Regions from separate parts of the Homo sapiens genome. Here region 2 is linked to region 1. The links are chromatin contacts, found by Hi-C in ENCODE. All regions are on one chromosome and are shown on one strand. The core of a region is the stretch at or near the end of the contact, and the rest is flanking DNA. Distances in the headings are between cores, read along the strand shown. Region 1 has its middle 74 kb from the start of HSPA9. Region 2 overlaps SIL1 (SIL1 nucleotide exchange factor).

Evidence for each region. A loop is a pair of places that touch in the nucleus more often than their neighbours do. Pooled maps may share reads with other maps.
Region 2: a loop to region 1 is called in a pooled map, with 3 times the contacts of the local background. The contact joins two enhancer-like sites. A Hi-C loop is called at or near these places in 1 of 37 single-sample maps with no recorded cell type and 6 of 50 pooled maps.

The regions. Positions count from the first base shown.
Region 1 is chr5:138,647,547-138,650,877 of GRCh38, forward strand. No RefSeq gene overlaps it. Among named protein-coding and RNA genes, the nearest start is that of HSPA9, 74 kb to the left of the region's middle. RefSeq lists an enhancer at 2,946-3,331. Within about 2 kb of position 1,815, at least 2 of the 41 ENCODE cell types and tissues checked have a DNase peak (open chromatin) inside an H3K27ac peak, as active enhancers do.
Region 2 is chr5:139,090,466-139,093,796 of GRCh38, forward strand. The region is part of intron 3 of SIL1 (SIL1 nucleotide exchange factor); the gene reads right to left. Among named protein-coding and RNA genes, the nearest start is that of SIL1, 110 kb to the right of the region's middle. Within about 2 kb of position 1,591, at least 4 of the 41 ENCODE cell types and tissues checked have a DNase peak (open chromatin) inside an H3K27ac peak, as active enhancers do.

The DNA of each region.
Region 1 (3,331 bases), core at 565-3,064:
AGACACAGAACTGCACTTTCAGACTAAGCCAGTTGTTGGGTGTGGCTGTGGGACAGGATGACCTCAGGAAGACCCTTACACATTCCACAGATTACCAAGTTCCCAGCTTCCCTTGCTTTCTGACTCAGTGGCCAATTCCTCAGGAGTTGCCTTCTCTTTAGAGTAAGGCCAATCTTGCAGGAAAGAAGGGAGGAGTGAGACTGGGGCCCAGGTAAGAAGGGCCTGGGGTCCCTGACTGCAGAGGCCAGCTCCTCTCTATCCCTCCTCCATTTAATTAGCTAATGTCTGTAAAGGGCTGGGCAATGGAAAAGCCCTATACAAATGTTGAGCACAATTTCATTTCCAAGACTAGACAAGAATATATTTGCAGACTTGAGCAAAAGGTCACTGGGCCTGCCTGGGACAGAGGGAGGACTCCCTGCAGGCCCCAGAGGGAGGATGACCCTGAAAGACTGGGGCAGGAGAAGGAGAGGCCACAGTGGGGGCCGGCATGCCTGCCTCCTTGGTCTTTAAGCTGGGTCTCTTGGTACCATGCCTGCCTTGCACTGTCCCCGTTCCTTGTGAATCCCAGGGTCCTAGAAGCTTACCCCTCTCTGCAGGGACCACCCTCAGAGACTTTCCACCAGAAGATTATGCTAATATCCACAACAGCTGATGTTTATTGAGTATTCACTGCATGCCAGGCTGTGCTAGAGGCCAGAGTGCTCCGGCTTGGGGAGACGTGGCTGCCTCTCTGCAGCAGGTGAAGGAGCTTTTCCAGTGAGGGAGCCCCTGCATGCTGCAGACTCTGCCTGAAATCTCTCCGAAACCTTTGGGAGATTGGTATCACTTATCTTCTCTGACCAATGAGAACAGTTCCTGGTTTTGTGATCTCCCAAGTCCCTGGTGTGGATGTTCTGTGAGCTTCTGAATTCTCCTCTCCTTTCCCCACTGACAACTCACCTGGCCCTACACTCATTATGAAAGAATATTGAGGCCAATTAGCCTTGACAAGCTTCATGCCCAAGGGGCAGCTTTCAAGTTTCTGGTCCTCTAAGACCTGCTCAGGCCACCTATGTGTCTCTGCCCACTCAGAATTCTAGGAGCAGCTCCCCTCTCCATCTCTGGGCAGGACCTGGCTTTGAGTAAGGGCTAGAGTGAAGGAGACTGGGAGAGGGGAATAGCCAGCTTTAGCCTCACAGCCCCGTAGTCAAGGGGAGTCCTCTGGGAGGGCGAGAAGAATAGCAAAGCAGGGAATGGAAGGTTCAGGAAGAGGCAGGCGGGACAGGGAAGGGAAATGGAGAATGTGTTTCCAACATCCCCTGGGTTTCCTCTGTCCCTGTCTCCTTCCCCCACTGAAAGAGGAATGGAGCTGGCTGGCCTTTCTGGGAGGCATAGTCCTCTAGCCTCCCAACCCTACCAGCCTCCTCTCTGTCCCCAACTGCTCCTTCTCTGGCTTCTCTCCAGAGCCCAGGGCCTCCCTGTGTCATCAGTTCATTATCATTCTGATAAAAGTCATTAGTCCTTGAAAAAGCATGATTCCCCAGCTGAGGCCAGCCCCCGCTAACCTGGGGAGGAATACAGATGGATGGAGATGTGGGGGTGGGGACAGACAGAGGCACAAACACAATGACACTTGTTTCCAGGAGGTGTGTAAATGGACACAAACCCACTGGTGCACACGGCCACACACCTTTACACACAGGCCCAGGGATGTCTCACATGGTCACCAGAGAGCCCACAGGGCTACATCACTGGAGGCACACTCAGCTGCTTCCAGTCCCAGAGAATCACTCGACACTGAGACCCAGCACCCAGCAGCCTCAGCCTCCTGGAAACACAGAAGCTGGGCTCCGCAGACTCTGGGGGCGGGGGCAGGGAGTGGAATATGGAGGCCAAGGTTAGAGATCTCCGAGTTCCATTAGCCACAAGAAGCGTGTCCGGAATCTAAAAGTGCAGGGACAAGGGCGCTGCAGAGCCGGTTCCTGACAGTGTGTCCCCATTTCCCACCCCTTCCACCACTGGGAAGCTCCTCCCTGTCAGCAAAGCCATTTAGGGATTAGAGCAGCTCCCTCAGTAAAAGCTGCTTATTCAAAAGGTGCTTTCAGTTCATTTGCATTCACTTCATGGATATTATAATGCGTGGAGGAGCTTCCTCCTCAGTCCCTCTTTGCTGTCCCCAGATTGAGTCCCTGGCCCATGCAAGGTATCAGTTTGGGCTGGGCCAAGCTTTCCAGTGACCTGGGGATCTTGTCAGGGAGTGGGAGGTGATAAACACTGACCATTAACCCCTGGTCCTCAGAAGGCAGCTCCGGGGACAGCTAGGAGGGGTCACAACTGGAGTTTTCCCAAGGGAGAGGAAGGAGGCCAAGGTCTGGAGAGGCCTCTCAATTCCCCCGGGGTCATAAGCCTGGTCTCCTAGGGAAGGAGGAATCTGCCCAGCTGCTGTCTGCAGATGGGGCTGCCACAGGGGAGCAGGCAGAGTCAGCCTCAGCTTTGAAGACCTTCTCTTTGGCAGCCACCCCACCCCGGCTCCATGCATTCAGTTCATTCAAAGAGTATTTAACTAACACCATGATGTGTGAAGCTTGATGCTAAGTAACTGGAATACAGTGTTGACCAGGCAATGTGGCCCCTGCCTTCACAGAGCTTCCACTCCAGGAGTGAAAACCCACAAAAAATGAAGACACAAGACAATATGGAATAATATGAATTATACCTAGTACCATAACAAACAGGGCGCTAAGATAGAAAGTAATAGGTCAGGGCCGGGGGACCGTCTTCAGATGGGGTGATCAGTAAATGGTGGACACATAACACACCTGCAGTTGAGGCTTCAGGGAGCCAGCTTCGCACGACTGCACTCCAGCCGGGGCAACTCTGTCTCCTAAAAAAGAAAAAAAAAAAAAGGAAGAAAGAAAAATTTCTTTCTTTCTGTGTGTGTGTGTGTGTGTGTGTGGTTTTTTTTTTTTTTTTTGAGACAGAGTTTTGATCTGTCACTCAGGCTGGAATGCAGTGGCACAATCTCGGCTCACTGCAACCTCCTCCTCTGGGTTTTAGGAGATTCTCCTGCCTCAGCCTCCCAAGTAGCTGGGATTACAGGCATATGGCACCATGCCTCGATAATTTTTGTATTTTTAGTAGAGACAGGGTTTCACCAGGTGATCCGCCTGCCTCGGTCTCCCAAAGTGCTGGGATTACAGGCATGAGCCACAATGCCTGGCCAAGAATTTCTTTCTTGATTTGTCCTTTTATCACCTCAAAGGTGCATCATGGGATTTCCCATCCCAGCTCAGGGGAAAGGCATGGCTGTGCCTCTTCATCCCCAGATCAGCCTATGGCGAGGCTGCCG
Region 2 (3,331 bases), core at 341-2,840, 440 kb after region 1:
ATTGCAAAACCTCTACAATTAAAATGGTTTGATACTGGTGCATGAATAGACAGAATTACCAATGAAGCAGAAAAGAACATTCAAAAACAGACCCAACTGCACACAGAAATTTAATATACAGTAAGAGCAGCATCTCAAATCTATAGGGAAAGCACTTTCTTTTTTAGACAGGGTCTCGCTCTGTCGGCCAGGCTGGAGTGCAGTAGTATGATCACTGCAACCTCAAACTCTTGGGCCCAAGCGATTCTCCCACCTCAGCTTCTGGAGTAGCTAGGACTACAGGCACGCACCACTACACCTGGCTAATTTTTTTTCTTTTTTGTAGAGACAGGATCTCTCTCTGTTGCCCAGACTGGTCTCAAATACCTGGCTTCAATCCATCTGCCCACCTCAGCCTCCCAAAGGGCCGGGATTGTAACAGGAGTGAGCCACTGCACCTGGCCAAGTCAAACTTTTTAATAAGCAGTGTTGGGATAACTCAACAGACATACTGAAAAAGGTAAAAATTAACCCCATGTCTTATGCCTACATGTCAAGATAAATTCCAAACAAATTAAATCTTTAAATATACAAAATGAAAACATATAAGTACCAAAAGAAAGCATAGGTCAACTACTCTATAATCTGGGAGTAGTAAATAATAACTTTCCTAATTATAAGTTGGTGGCAACAACTTGTTGAAAGTAAATAACTTTCCTAATTATAATTCAAAATCCAAAAGAAATCACAAAAATATTAATTTGATTATGCAAAAATAAAAAGTTTTATAAAAAATAAAAATGCATGGAAAAATATCATAAGCAAAAAAGACAAATGTCAAACTAGGTAAAGTATCTGCAATTTAATATCATAGAGTGTTAATATCCCCAATATATAAAAAACTTTTAAAAAATAAGGAGAAAAAGACCAAAAACACAATAGAAAAAAAAGACTACAGATATAAACAGGCAGGTCACAGAAAAAGAAATACAATGCTATTTGACTCTATGAAAAGATGTTCAACTTTGCTCATCACATGACAAAGATAAAATAAAACTACAGTAGAAAACTGCTTTCCACCTATTAGGTTGTAAGTACTTTGCAGGCGAGACTAGGGAAATGAAATTTGCATATACAGCCCCTATAAAGGGGAATTTGACAACATCTAATAAAATTATAACTGCATTTACCCTCTGACCCAGAAGTCTGACTTCTAGGAAGTGACTGCAAAGATATGTTGGCAATAACCTGGATGAGCCTGGAAGTAGATTCTTTTCCAGAGCCACCAGAAAGGGACACAGGCTGGCCAACACCCTGGTTTCAGGCTGTGAGACCCTGAACAGAAGACTCGGCTAACCAGGACCTAGATTTCTGACCTACATCAACTATGAAATAATAAATGAGACGGTGTTTGAAGCCACTAAGTTGGTGGCAATTTGTTTCACAGCTGTAATTTGCAATACAGCCCTGCAGATGGGGGAAAGGGTTCACACCAAGGCTGGAAATGGGAGTAAGTGGACTGTGTGAGATCTTAGGCCATCTAGTTTGGCTGAAACAGCAGACAGGCAGAGCTAAGGACTTAGAATAGCTGAGGTTCTTGAGGCCAGCCCTCCTTGCCTGACCATCCAACGGGAGTATGGGAGCAGGAGGTGAAGAAAAAGGTCAAGGAGGGGAAACCCCTGGCAGGCTGCATCGCTGGTACTGATAAAAAGCATATGATCACTAAGACTTCAGATTTACCCTAAAGAATCTATAAGTACTTCTGTTTCTTCTACTTTCCCTTCTCCCTCTAGGCCTCCCCTCCCTTCTTTCTTGGACACTCAGACTTTAAACTGGATGACCTTGAAAAAGGTAGGAAAAAAATTTTAACAAAAAGGGAGCCCATTATTTGGTAGAAATTTCTCCTTTGTAAGTTTTCCTTTTATATAAGTCTATTTCTGTAGATAAATTGAACCCAACTGTGATATTTAAATCGTTTTAAGAAAGTACATTCTGTTTTACTTGCAAAAAGAGGGGACCCTTGGCCTCTTCCTTGAGACAGGCGAAATGGAAGGGGATGCAAGATACCCTGCTTATTTATCTCCAAAAGAAATCTATAGCCCCAAGCCCAGCCCAATTTTTGTGCCCAGCAGGAACAGGCCTTTGTTCAGAGAACACCACAGGTATGATGGGCACCACACCAAAAACAGAAAGCAGAACCGCTACATCTTTGGGCTCAAGACAACGGGAACATGAAAACAACAGGAGATGGAGAGTGCCAGGCACAAGGGAAATACCTTTTATCTTACATTTTGTTGCTCCTAATGACCTTGTTCAGGCCTCAAATCAGTATGACTTCATTCTTTGGGAAGTATATTCTATGGAAGCTTTAAAATATATTATGAGGTTGCTATGGTTTAAATGTGGCCTCCAAAGTTCATGTGTTGGAAACTTAATCCTGAATGTGACAATGTTGAAAGAGGTGATTAGGTCATGAGGGCTTTGCCCTCATGAATGATTAATGTCACTATCACAGGAGTGGGTAAGTTTTCGCAAGAGTAGTTTATTAAAAAAGCAAGTCCAGCTGGGTGCAGTGGTGTGCCCCTATAGTCCTAGCTTCCCAACTACATGGAAGGCTGAAACGCGAGGACTTGCTTGAGCCCAGGAGTCCAGCCCAGGCAACATAGCAACACTCCGTCTCTTTTGTTCCCCCCCACAAAAGGCAAGTTCAGCCCCATTCTGCTCTCTCTCCAGCACCTGCTCTGTCACCACATGATGCCTTTGGCCACGTATGCCACAGCAACTAGGCCCACAACAGATGCAGCTCCTCAAACTTGGATATCCCAGTCTCTAGAATTGTAAGAAATAAATCTATGCTCTTTAGAAATTACCCAGTCTCAATTATTCTGTTACAGCAGCATAAAATGTACTAAGACAGAGATAAATCAAGTTCTAACACAGGGAGACAGGTGTTATTGAACAGGTGCCGTCCACAATCCTTCAGAGCGCAGTTAGCTCCATCTCTCTTCCCACACTAACCCAGTCCGTGTGTGTGAAAAGGTAATAACCTGACACAATCTCCATACCCTGGCCATTGCGCTGAGGATAGAAGAGATTGGTTCTTCTCCGTGATGGTTAATGGAGGTCTTCAAAACTCTTTCAATCCCTTACCCATTACATTTTTCTAAGGTACTTTTAAATCCTTTCAACTCTGTATCTACAACACACTGTGTGAGGTAAATTTTCTTTCATTTGTCCCAAATTTAATTCCCTTGGGATCACATGATGTCAGGCTCTACTGAACAGGATTTGTTGAACCAGTCCACATTCCCACTATCTTTACCCTATAAATTTTCAGTGCATGGCAAAGAGA